Regions from separate parts of the Homo sapiens genome. Here regions 1 and 3 are each linked to region 2. Evidence: read pairs that join two places in POLR2A ChIA-PET (ENCODE). Cell type or tissue: GM12878. All regions are shown on one strand.

Region 1 (4,000 bases), 480 kb before region 2:
TTCGAGCCAAGGTGCACAAGGCTGCCAGCTGTTAAGGCAGACCTCTTTTTCTAAACATTTCGTGCTTGAGCGGTTGTAATAAGTTGTCTCTATCTTCCCTTTCTCTTTCCAACTACTCTCCTTGCCTCAGACTCCCACGCCTTTCACTCCCCTCAATGTATGATGCACAAACCCCACATTTGTTTGTGCATCATAGTTTAGCCCTAATCAAGAATCTGGCTTTCGTGCCTGCAAAATCTGTTGCAATTTTTCTATAGAAAAAAAAAAAGTCCCTTCACTTTGACTATGGTAGTTCTGTCAGAAAATCAATGTTTTAACTGCATTACTTTTTCTCCCTATATATACCTTCTGGCACTTTAATTTGCTCAGAAAAAAAAAATCCTCTCTTGTCTACATTGCTGTCACCACTTTGTCAGAAAGTATTTAAGTTTGCAGACAGCCTTTTAATTAGTGCTCACAATTTCATTTATGTTTGCTTTCTCTTTTTTTCATTCATATTCTGTTAATTAAGTGAGCTGCCTCTAATCTTCCCCTGCCAGTAGCATCATGTAGCCACCTAATTAAATTAATTGGGGAAGATGTTTTAAGTATGTAATTAAATCAATTAATATAATTTATGCCTGGCTTAACTGTACAGTGGAAAAACAGCTGAAGTTTGACTAGATGAATCCACTACAGCTTCCTGTCACTGATCAATGCTCTTCTTGATTTTTAGCATCTGGCAGCCAACTGGAATCGCATCAGGACCTCCAGGAGGACTATTATCCATATCCCATCATTAGGTATAACACTTTTGCCTGCAAATCTATCAGCAACCTCTATTACCCACCACATTATGGCTCCTTGATTGAGTTCAAGGAAGGCCCCTTGTTTTATTCAAATTGGTCTCGGCAGGAAAATGTTCTCGACATGATGAGAGTAATAACACAGGACCCTCGCTTGAAACGGCGTTTAATTTGGGGATTAAGCAAATAAAGTCATTATGTGGGGGCTGCTATTCAGTGGAGAGGTGATTTGCTGTAATTCGCTTTCATCTGTATGAAATGAACTAAAAAGTTGTATTTTTCCCCGAAATAACAGATAATGTTTTCGATCTTCTTTAATGATAGAAGAACACAGGCTTGTATGTGTTGTTGCTGTTACGCCAATAAGCCAGGATATTGCTTGTACACTGTTTTTAATCAAATGTGCAGTCAAAATGATAAGCTACATTCTCTGAAATTATTTAGTTCTAATTACGAGCAGATGGGATGCTTTATTTGCACCTAGGGCGCCTGAGCAAAAGGAAATGCTGTGTGAACAAGAATAATTAAGAAGTTGAATAGTGTTTTTTGCACTTAAATAATCTGCAGTTTCATGTTAATTAGCACTAATGTAATTATTTAATTACATTTATGAATTGGGGAACTTAAAAGCTGTTGTCTGAAACACACTGGTAAAAAAGGTATGCCAAAATGACATTGGGAATTTCAGAAATTTGCATTGGAGTTTCTTTTAAGACATGAGCTACTGTCAACATGTTTGGGATTTGTTTGCTTCCTTATTTTGTTTTGTTTTGTTTTGCATCTCACTAGTGTGTTAAATTTCCTTGGTGAGGTCAGATTTCCTAAGCTGACTTGGTAGAGTTTTGACAAGCAGCACAACCCATTGAATCTCTTTGTTACATACATATTAGCTCTTTGTTAAAGTCTTTTAAGTAGAGCAATGCATTAAGTGATCTGTTGTAACAGAATGCTGGATTGCAGTTTATTCATATTCATATGTGAGCATAACCAGTTTGTGTACTTACATGTAGTGTAGAAACATAACACATTTAAACAGTAATATGAAAAGAAAAAACATTTAAATCATTATACAATATAATTATTTTTAAATTAGTAAAATATCAATAATAAAATAAGGCAATCTTTTCTAGACTCTGGAGTACTTAGATCTAAGTACTTACAGAAGGTTAAGAAAATACTTGCATTGCACAGAGCCTTTTAGTTTTGGTCTACCTCATGGCTCATGAAAGAAATTTGTTTCTTCTTAGGATCTAAGTGAGGTATAGGATCTGAATTTCATTCTAAGTTAGGCTTTTGTTTTGATGAGACTACTTTTACACACAAAATTAGTTCACACACAGAAATTGCACTTGTAGTTGATTGCAACCAAAGAGGCTAATTGCAGACCTCATTAGTTGACTTGAGTCCTTCGAATAAGGTGCAGGAGGCTTTGCTTCTGCAACTAATTGTGGACCAGACCTGATATTATATGGGAAATTTTGTTTTGCTTTCTCTATACAGGGCCCCCCACTTTGCAAAGTTGCTTAGCACAAAGGTGTGATAGACACAAACTTCTTTACTCCTATACTCCCACCTCTGACCCTCCTAAAAACTTCCATGCAGTCTGCTCTGCAGAGAAGCTTGATACAAAGGAGTTTCCAAAGAAGTAAAAATTTGAAAGTAATCGTTATGTAAACTAGGTAATAAAAAAATTTGAGTGAAAGTGTCTTAAAATTTCAAAAGGGCTTACTGAATAAAAATTATGTGGGAGTTCCCAGCACTTTGGGAGGATTGCTTGAGGCCAGGAGTTCAAGACTAGGCTGAACAACATAGTGAGACCCTGTTTTAGAAAGTTTCAAAAATTAGCGAGGCATGGTGGCGCAGGCCTGTAGTCCTTCTACTGGGAAGGCTAAGGAGGGAAGATCACTTGAGCCCAGGAGTTTGAGATTACAGTGAGCTATGATCATCCCACTGCATTCCAGCCTGGATGACAGAGACACTGTGTCTAAAAAAATTAATAAAATAAAATAAATTAAGTGGGAGAATAATCTGGTCAAAGAAGCTAGAAATAGAAAACGTTATTTTAAATATGATATTAAAACTAGTTTTCTTCTGGATTACACATATTCAGTTTAAATAAATACATAATAAATATGAAAGTCTTCCCTAATGTAGCAATTTTTGTTTGTTAACAACATGATACCCATTTTAAAGAAAAACTGCTAATTATGTAATTTCTAAGAGATAAGAACAAGCTCAGATTTCTTCTCAATTGAGCATTTTAAAAGATTAATTGCACACTTTCAAAAGAGAATAATACCTGGGCTTTGATCATATAGTATTTGTTTCTACAATCTTTGTTTTGGATTTTTTTTTTTTTTTTTTTTTTGAGACAGAGTCTCACTCTGTCACCCAGGCTGGAGTGCAGTGGTGCGATCTCGGCTCAGTGCATTCTCCGCCTCCCGGGTTCAAGCAATTCTCCTGCCTCAGCCTCCTAAGTAGCTGGGATTATAGGCATGTACCACCATGCCTGGCTAATTTTTGTATTTTCAGTAGAGACGGGGTTTCACCATGTTGGCCAGGCTGGTCTGGAACCCCTGACCTCAAGTGATCCACCAGCCTCGGCCTCCCAAAGTGCTGGGATTATAGGTGTGAGCCACCGCATCCGGCCGTGCTTTGGATTTTATACAAATGACTTGTGAACATTAAATTAAGTAACAACAAGCTGTCATCTCCTACCTATTCCACAGATAGAATTCTCAAACGATGTATATATTTTTAAGGATATAGGGTACCCTTTTTTTGTGTACCACATCCCTGGGAGTCCTTAAAGAAGATTTCAGCTAGATGCCACAAACTTCTTTGTCTCATGCACCAGGGACTTACCTATACAATTCATAAAAATAGAAGTGGATGAAAGTGAAGCAAATTTTTTCTCTAAATGTACTGGAAGAAAACTAATCTATTCAATCTAGTAATTTCATTTCCAAAGTTGAGACAGATTCACTAGTCAAAATCAGTTGGTAGGATTGTCTGGTTCAGGTAGGCATTTAACACAAGTTGCAGCCTTGTCCTCTTTTTCTCTTGCCATAGGAAATTTGCTGTAGAATTAGCTCTACAAATAATTACACCATGCTGCTAGCCAATTGGGGCTGCACTAACTTGTTTGAACCCTTCAAATGAAAGCTAAGTAGTTGATAACTGCATAATATATTGTAGTTGTAAGCATTTGGTTA
Region 2 (4,000 bases):
TGGGCTGCTTTTTGTTGAAAGGGAATTTCTGCCGAGGACTCTTACCCTCACGATCTGCCTGAATAATTTCTTTCTGTCTCCTGTATCACCAGCACCTGGCACAGCACCTGAATTTTAAATCTTATTTATTTATTTATTTATTTATAGAGACAAGTTCTTGCTCTGTCGCCTAGGCGACACTATAACATCAACCTCCTGGCCTCAAGTGATCCTCCCACTTTGGCCTCCCAAAGTGTTGGGATTATAGGTGTGAGCCACCACACCTGGCCTTAATAGACACATTTTTTTCTTTAAAGCTTCTGTTACAAAGGACAGATAAGAGGATTTCAAGAGTTAAGATGACCACAGATCAAACTTCCTTGATGTGCCATCTTCCAACTTAAATTCGAAAGCTACTTGAGACACAGAAAAAGACAAAAACTGAGAACCATTCAGAAAACTTAGTGGTCAGTTGTTGGCCAGAGTCCAAGATGGAAATTTCCCTAATAACCTGCCACTGGGGCTGGGGGAAGTCACATGGTAGGTGGCCTGTGCATACTTTGCCCTCTAAAGTGGCCCAGAACCTGCAGACAGGAAGCTTGCAGGGAGAAGCTTAGGCCCTCATTCACTGTACAGGGCTGCACTCACCAGCAAATGGGCAGCACACTCCTAACACTCAAGTATGGTTTTCTGAGGCAGTCACTTCTGTCCACCCTCACCCCTTCCGTTAGACTGTCTCTGCCTGTGTCTGTGGGGACACTGTGGCACTCAGTACCTCTGAGCAGGGAGCAGGGCAGGACTGATGAGGAGGTGGCCTAAAAGGCACGCTCGCCTAATGCAGGGACCCTACAGATGGAAAGAGTGCGGTTTTATTTCAAAATATCTGATACACAGTAATATAGATACCTTGTAGTACTTAAATCGTATTAACCCAGTTTGAAGGTCTTTGGCTTTTAGTATCATGCGTTTATTTTTATGTTGGCATGTTTGGTTTTATTTCTTTTATTTTGGTTTATGCCTTCTCTTTTTCATGTTTGTTTTTGTTTTTGCCTTCTATGATAAGCAAAATTGCATGATGATGTATTTTTTATTTATTTATTTTTTTTTTGAGATGGAGTCTAGCTCTGTTGCTCAGGCTGGAGTGCAGTAGCACAATCTCGGCTCACTGCAACCTCCACCTCCCGGGTTCAAGCGATTCTCCTGCCTTAGCCTCCCAAGTAGCTGGGATTACAGGCGCCCACCACCATGCCCAGCTAATTTTTGTATTTTTAGTAGAGACAGGGTTTCACTGTGTTGGCCAGGGTGGTCTCGAACTCCTGACCTGATGATCCGCCCACCTCGGCCTCCCAAAGTGCTGGGATTACAAGCGTGAGCCACCGCGCCTGGCCCTTTTTTTTTTTTTTTTTTAAGACAGAATCTCGCTATGTTGCCCAGGCTGGAGTGCAGTGGCGCGATCTCAGCTCACTGCAACCTCCGCCTCCTGGATTCAAGTGATTCTCCTGCCTCAGCCTCCTAAGTAGCTGGGATTACAGGCGCCTGCCACCGCGCCCTGCAATTTTTGTATTTTTAGTAGAGACAGGGTTTCACCATCTTGGCCAGGCTGGTCTTGAACTCCTGACCTTGTGATCCACCTGCCTCAGCCTCCCAAAGTGCTGGGATTACAGGCATGAGCCACCGTGCCCAGCCGATGATGTATTTTTTTAGAGTCATGGTCTCGCTATGTTGCCAGGCTGGACTTGAACTCCTGGTCTCAAATGATTCTCCAGTCTCAGCTTCCTGAGTAGCTAGGAGTACAGGTGCACCATTGTACCTGGCTGATGATTTGTTTTTATCTTCTGTAATTTGAAAAGTATATAGCTATATAGCCTATTGTTTTAATTCTGCCAACACCTTGAAGATTTTTAAAAACTTTTTTGAACCCATGTAGTATAGTTTGGACTTCCCCTCCAAATCTCATGTTGAGATGTAATCCCCAATGTTGGAGGTGGGGTCTGGTGGGAGGTGTTTGAGTCATGGGGGTAAATCCCTTGATGCTTTCCCGGAGATAGTGAGTTCTCATGAGATCTGGTTGTTGTAAAGTGTGGCACCTCCCCCACGCTCTCTCTTGCTCGTGCTCTGCCATGTGAAACAGCAGCTCTCCCTTTGCCATCTCCCAGGAGTAAAAGTTTCCTGAGACCTTCCCAGAAGCCAAACAGATGCCTAGCACCAGGCTTCCTGTACACTCTGTAGAACCATGAGCCATTTAAACCTCTTTTCTTTATAAATTACCCAGTCTCAGGTGTTTCTTTACACAATGCAAGAACATCCTAACACACCATGTTTCTCTATCAGATTGAAAATAAATCTACCATGTTTGCCTCCCTTCCAATATAAAGTGAGAAGTTTTTCAGGCCCTCCTTCCATATCTCTTCATTAGAGGCCTAGGTTATCACACCTCTCTTTTTTAAAATGATATAGGTCTTCTTTTTACAAAAAATTGGTTTTAAATTTGGGATCCAAATTTTAGCCATGTTTATCATTATTTATTTGATACTCTGTGTTTAAATGGTTTCCACATTTCCTGCAGGCTCCACTTACTATGGCTGTAAAACAAATTAGCCCCAAACAGTGGCCAGGTGCAATGGCTCGTGCCTGTAATCCCAGCACTTTAGAAGAGGCCGAGGAAGGCCAATCACTTGAGGCCAGGAGTTGGAGACCAGCCTGGCCAATATGGCGAAACCTCGTCTCTACTAAAAACACAAAAATTAGCCAGGCAAGGTGGTGTGTGCCTGTAGTCCCAGCTACTTGGGAGGCTGAGGCAGGAGAATTGCTTGAACCTGGAAAGCAGAGGTTGCAATGAGCCAAGATTGCGCCACTGCACTCCAGCCTGGGTGACAGAGAGAGACTGTTTCAAAAAATAAAATAGGCCAGGTGCAGCAGCTCATGCCTGTAATCTTAGCACCTTGGCAGCCCGAGGCAAGTGGATCACCTGAGATCAGGAGTTCAAGACCAGCCTGGCCAACATGGTGAAACCCTGTCTCTACTAAAAATACAAAAATTAGCTGGGTGTGGTGGCACATGCCTGTAATCCCAGCTACTTGGGAGGCTGAAACAGGAGAATTGCTTGAACCTGGGAGGCAGAGGTTGTAGTGAGCCGAGACCACACCACTGCACTCTAGCCTGGGTCACAGAGTGAGACTGTCTCAAAAAACATAAAATAAAAATTAAAATTAATTATCCTAAAGCTTAATGCTTAAAACAATAATCATTTATTACCTCTTGCTCTTTCTGTGCATTACAGTTTAGACAAGGTATAACAGGGATGGCTTATCTCTCCTCCAAAGGAGATGTGAAATGTCTGAGGCCTCGCAGTAAAACTCCAAAGTTGAGCCTCTAGCTTGTCTAGAATCATCTGAAGGCTTGCTTACCTGAAGTTGGTGCTGGCTGTCACTCAGCTGGAGGCCTCGCTGGGGCTATTGACCAGAACACCCACACATGGCCTCTGGTGTGCCTGGTCTCCCTCACAACATAGTGGCTGAGTTCCAAAGGCAAGCATCTAGAGAGAGCGAGCCAGGTGGAAGCCATTGCCTTTTATGACCTAGCCTCAGAAATCATTCAGTGTCACTTCTGCTGCATCCTGGTGGTTGGGACAGGTACAAAGTTCTGCCCAACTTCCATGGAAGTGTGTCAAGATCACTTTGTAAGATGAACATGTGCGGGTGCCCACATATGTACACACGTGTGTGCATGTATACACATGTACATGCATATGTATATGCTGATATGGTCATCTTTGAAAAAAGACCATCAGCCATACTGTATTTCCTTAAATTCTTGATTTTCAACTTATGTTTCAGGCAGTTGCAGAGTGTCTTTGAGTAACTTTCAGGAAGATTGCATGCTATGAGTCTCAATGTGCAGTATGTAAAACGGCCATCTTCTTTCTTATTTTAAAATTCATAGCCAGGTGCGGTAGCTCACCCCTGGAATCCCAGCACTTGGGAGGCCGAGGCAAGTAGATCACCTGAGGTCAGTCTCTACT
Region 3 (4,000 bases), 770 kb before region 2:
CAATATCTGAAATTGAATGTTTGCCATTTCTTCTTCTTTCTCCTCACACAACCTACTCTGATGTTCATGATTACTGGAGCCCCCAGGTTCTAAAAAGTGTTGAATTAGCAAGTGAACAAATAAAATGAGACCCAAAGAAACTGTGATCTTAGCATCCTGTTTTCTGGGTGAGGTTGAGGGTCCTTGGCCTCTCTTGCTGGTGGAGATGGGCTTTATGACTTTGGGGAAGTCAACTTGACTTCCTGGGTGTTGGTCTTCTCTTCTACAAAATGACAAGCTTGAAGGGAGAATCTGAAAGAATCTGTGTATCCGTTCTCAGATTTTCTTTTTTTTTCTTTTTTTTTTTTTTTTTTTTTTTGAGATGGAGTCTCGCTCTGTCGCCCAGGCTGGAGTGCAGTGATGCGATCTCGGCTCACTGCAAGCTCTGCCTCCGGGGTTCATGCTATTCTCCTGCCTCAGCCTCCCGAGTAGCTGGCACTACAGGCGTCTGCCACCACACCTGGCTAATTTTTTTTTTTTGTATTTTTAGTAGAGACGGGGTTTCTTTGTGTTAGCCAGGATGGTCTCCATCTCCTGACCTCGTGATCTGCCTGCCTCGGCCTCCCAAAGTGCTGGGATTACAGGCATGAGCCACCGTGCCTGGCCAGTCTCAGATTTTCATGATAGCCCTCTGAACTCTCCTTGGCTTCTTGCCTTTGGCTGTTTTCTCAATGCATATATTTTCCTGGGGGACAAATCTAAGTTTTCATCTGATGCTCTGCCTTCAGAGGGGAACCATTCCTTAATGACCTATTTAATTGTATTATCATTGTTGTTTAATTCATCACATATTTACTGAGCTTCTTTTGTTGGTGGTGGTGCCATCAGACACAGTGGTCCAGGAGCTGCAATGCGTTGCTGATGAGGATGGTCACACATAGCTCTGCCCTCATGGAGCGTCCCAGGGTGAAATGAGACCTCCCCTGAGAACCGACTCCCAGGGTAGGGGAAATCAGTCTGCAGGCAAAGAGGAATTCAAATTTAGCCTGAAGCACAGGTTTTCTGTGCTTCTAGGCACCGGCTGCATTCCAACCGTAGTGCCATAAAAATACAGGAAGGAAGGGAAACGTGTTCACAGGTTGGTTAGAGATGTGGAAACCAACAATCAGCTCTCTCTTATCCGTAAGAAACTAGAATCTACTGCTGGCTTCAGTCCCTCAGACCTGCTGCTCAACAGAGTGCCCTTTCAAACCTGGGTTAGACTCTGTGCTAATGGCTTTTTTCATGAACCTCAGACAGCCGGAAAGTATATTCTTTGAGGATTATGATCGACTAGGATGCTCGGGAATCTTTAAAGAGAAGCACTATCTTGGCTATATTTGCCCTCAGTTGTTTTAAGGCCAGTGAGGAGACTGAGCATTTCAGAGGTGAAGCATTTAGAGGATGGCCTCTGAAAGCATACGGCTCAGTAAACAACTGACCCATCCTTTGTCACCGTTTTTGTCCAGCGGCTGTCACCATAGGGGCTCCTCTGGTGTGGAGGAGAGAGAATTAGAGGCAGCAGGCCTGGGTTCTAGGTCTGCCTCATTGTGAACCAGCTTCAGGACCTTGGGTGAGTCACTTTTCTGCCCTGGCCCCTGGCTTCCTCTTCTATAAACTGAAGGTGTTGGCTTAGCAGGATTTTAAAGTTTCTTCCACCTTAAAAACTCTGATTCCTGCACTTGCATTCAAAGAAATGACTCTATTACTCATTTGAATAGTTTCAGAATCACTGTATAGTCAACTCTGGACTAGAAATGGGGGCCTGCAGTTGAGGACAGGATGGAAAGAGGTTTGGGGTTCAGGGTGGGCTGTGAGGGCTAGGATTCTTGATTCCTCATGATTTGCAATTGGTTGTTGGTGTTACCATGGAAGGTTCTCAACCATGGCTGCTTTTAAAAATTTTGATGCTCAGACCACCCCTGGAGACCAGTGAATTTCAAATTTCTACAGGCCGGCCTGGGGAAATCCATGTTTTTTAACTTTCCTAGGTGATTCCGGTATGTGGCCGGGATTGAGAATCACAGCCATAGATGCTTATGTAAAGCTGTGTTCAGTGTTACAGGCATCTGTTCTGGGTGGAAAGTGATAGTGGTTGGTCAAAAAAAAAGCGTGCACACACACACACACACACACACACACACACATACACAGAGAACAGCTCTAGGTTCTGGAAGTGTGTTGATTTGGTCACCACAAGTGCTGGTGGTGAGTAGTTGCCCTGAGGTTTGGAGTTCCAGTTCCCTCCTATCTCTGGGTCAGTGGTTTCTCAACATCTTTGAAGTAGTGAAACCATCTGTAGTTGGTTATTTCTGCTCAGAAACTCACAGTACAAAGTGGGGGGTGGTGCAGGGGGGTGGAGCTGGAATGGATTAAACAGGCCCTTACAAATGCCCACACTTTTTTCATGAAACTAAGTTAGAGGCCTTAGCCAACTCCAGCATACCTTAGTGTCAGTTCTTTGGCATTGCCCCGGTGGATTCTAGGGGCTGTGAAGGCTGTAGGGGTGTGTGTTACTCCCTGCTGCTTTGGTGAGAGAGTGTCCCTGTCTTTGGCTGAGAGCATCCTGTCCTGCCACTTCATCAGCAGTAGCATCTAAACAGCCCTTGAAGGGAATCAGTATCTACAGCCTAAGAAATCTGATGGGACACATCTCTCTGCATTAAAATATTAACAGAAAAGGTCAAACTGGGAAGGGGCAGCTAAGTTGGAATATCTCATTCAGGTAAAGGGATGGGCTTGTGGATCCTTAATTGGTGTGAAATGCGCCCTAGGAGGGGAGACTATATCAGTGCTGAAAGCCCTTGAGGGCTTTCACAGATGAAGGGGGATGGTATGAGAAGCTTTACAAATAACAAGGTTTGAGATGCAGTTGTAGACACATGCCAGATGTAGGTTGCTATTTTCTCAGCTCAATGAGGAATCTGTCAAGGCACTCTTAGAAATGGAAAATATAGTTCCTGCCCTCAGGAACTATAGTGTCACGTGATAGCAGTGAAGACCTTCTATGTCCTGGCCACACAGTGAGGATCAGAAGACAGAGCATGGAGAGTGGAATGGGACACATGGATCAAGGAACGTGGACCTGAGCAAGCAAAAGCAAGTCACTCGGGTCCCACTATCACATTGCATATCTTCTCCTTTTTTTTTTTTTTTTCTGAGACGGAGTTTCGCTCTTGTTGCCCAGGCTGGAGTGCAGTGGTGCGATCTCAGCTCACTACAACCTCCACCTCCCAGGTTCAAGCGATTCTCGTGCCTCAGACTCCCAAGTAGCTGGTATTACAGGCGCCTGCCACCACACCTGGCTAATTTTTAGTAGAGATGGGGTTTCACTATGTTGGCCAGATTGGTCTTGAACTCCTGACTTCAGGTGATCTGCCCACCTCAGCCTCCCAGAGTGCTGGGGTTACAGGCATGAGCCACAGCACCAGCCTCTTCTCCTTTCTAACGTGATGTCAGTGTCTCTGGGAAGCAGCCTTAGTTGGCACCTCACTGGCAGCAAGAATGACTTCATGTTCTTGCTCCCATGAAAATTCTCTGCTTTCAGGAATACACTTTCCTCTAGGTTTTTTCTTTGTCTGCAAGTGGGGGGGTGTTCTTTGCCAGATCCCTGCTTTGATGATTACCATCTGCCCACCTGAGTTTCCTGCATAGTTTCAGTTGGAAACTCTTTTCTCTTTGGACCCTAAGATACCGTGTAATAGGATTGTTCTTGGTTTCAGTAGGCACCTGGCACCCTCTCAGCTGTGGCTGCATTTCAGGTATGGATGGGAGTGATTATCTGTGCATCAGAAAACTCAAGATTGTCATGTGAGCAAGTTGTGTGATCATCAGTAAATGCAGAGCTGGCTTTGTTAGGCCCTGGTTGTGGCCAAGGCTTTCCTTTCCCGGCGGGTGATTATTCCAGATTTCATGGTCACTAGCTGAGTGTAATCAGGAGCAGATAAGAAAGCCCTGTATAGAGCAAAGTATGCATTTCTTA

What was found. ChIA-PET counts read pairs that join two places held together with the same protein. Peaks named below come from ENCODE experiments on the same cell type or tissue, not always from the same donor. Only the 100,000 strongest peaks of a DNase experiment are listed, where the experiment ranks them.
Region 1: POLR2A ChIA-PET joins it to region 2 with 7 read pairs; 2 of 35 experiments call an interaction of 5 or more read pairs at or near these places.
Region 3: POLR2A ChIA-PET joins it to region 2 with 5 read pairs; 1 of 35 experiments calls an interaction of 5 or more read pairs at or near these places.

Annotation. Positions count from the first base shown.
Region 1 is chr15:67,372,652-67,376,651 of GRCh38, forward strand. It overlaps IQCH (IQ motif containing H), which reads left to right. Exons shown (of 21, transcript NM_001031715.3): 9 at 1-11; 10 at 716-782. Among named protein-coding and RNA genes, the nearest start is that of IQCH, 120 kb to the left of the region's middle. RefSeq lists an enhancer at 175-696. In GM12878, no CTCF peak of the experiment used is centred here; no DNase peak of the experiment used is centred here.
Region 2 is chr15:67,853,960-67,857,959 of GRCh38, forward strand. No RefSeq gene overlaps it. Among named protein-coding and RNA genes, the nearest start is that of RNU6-1, 16 kb to the left of the region's middle. RefSeq lists an enhancer at 2,091-2,170. In GM12878, no CTCF peak of the experiment used is centred here; DNase peaks (open chromatin) are centred at 482 and 2,072; H3K27ac peaks cover 372 bases.
Region 3 is chr15:67,083,736-67,087,735 of GRCh38, forward strand. All of the region lies in intron 1 of SMAD3 (SMAD family member 3), which reads left to right. Among named protein-coding and RNA genes, the nearest start is that of SMAD3, 20 kb to the left of the region's middle. RefSeq lists an enhancer at 1-34. In GM12878, no CTCF peak of the experiment used is centred here; DNase peaks (open chromatin) are centred at 1,694 and 2,266; H3K4me3 peaks cover 2,052 bases; H3K27ac peaks cover 3,779 bases.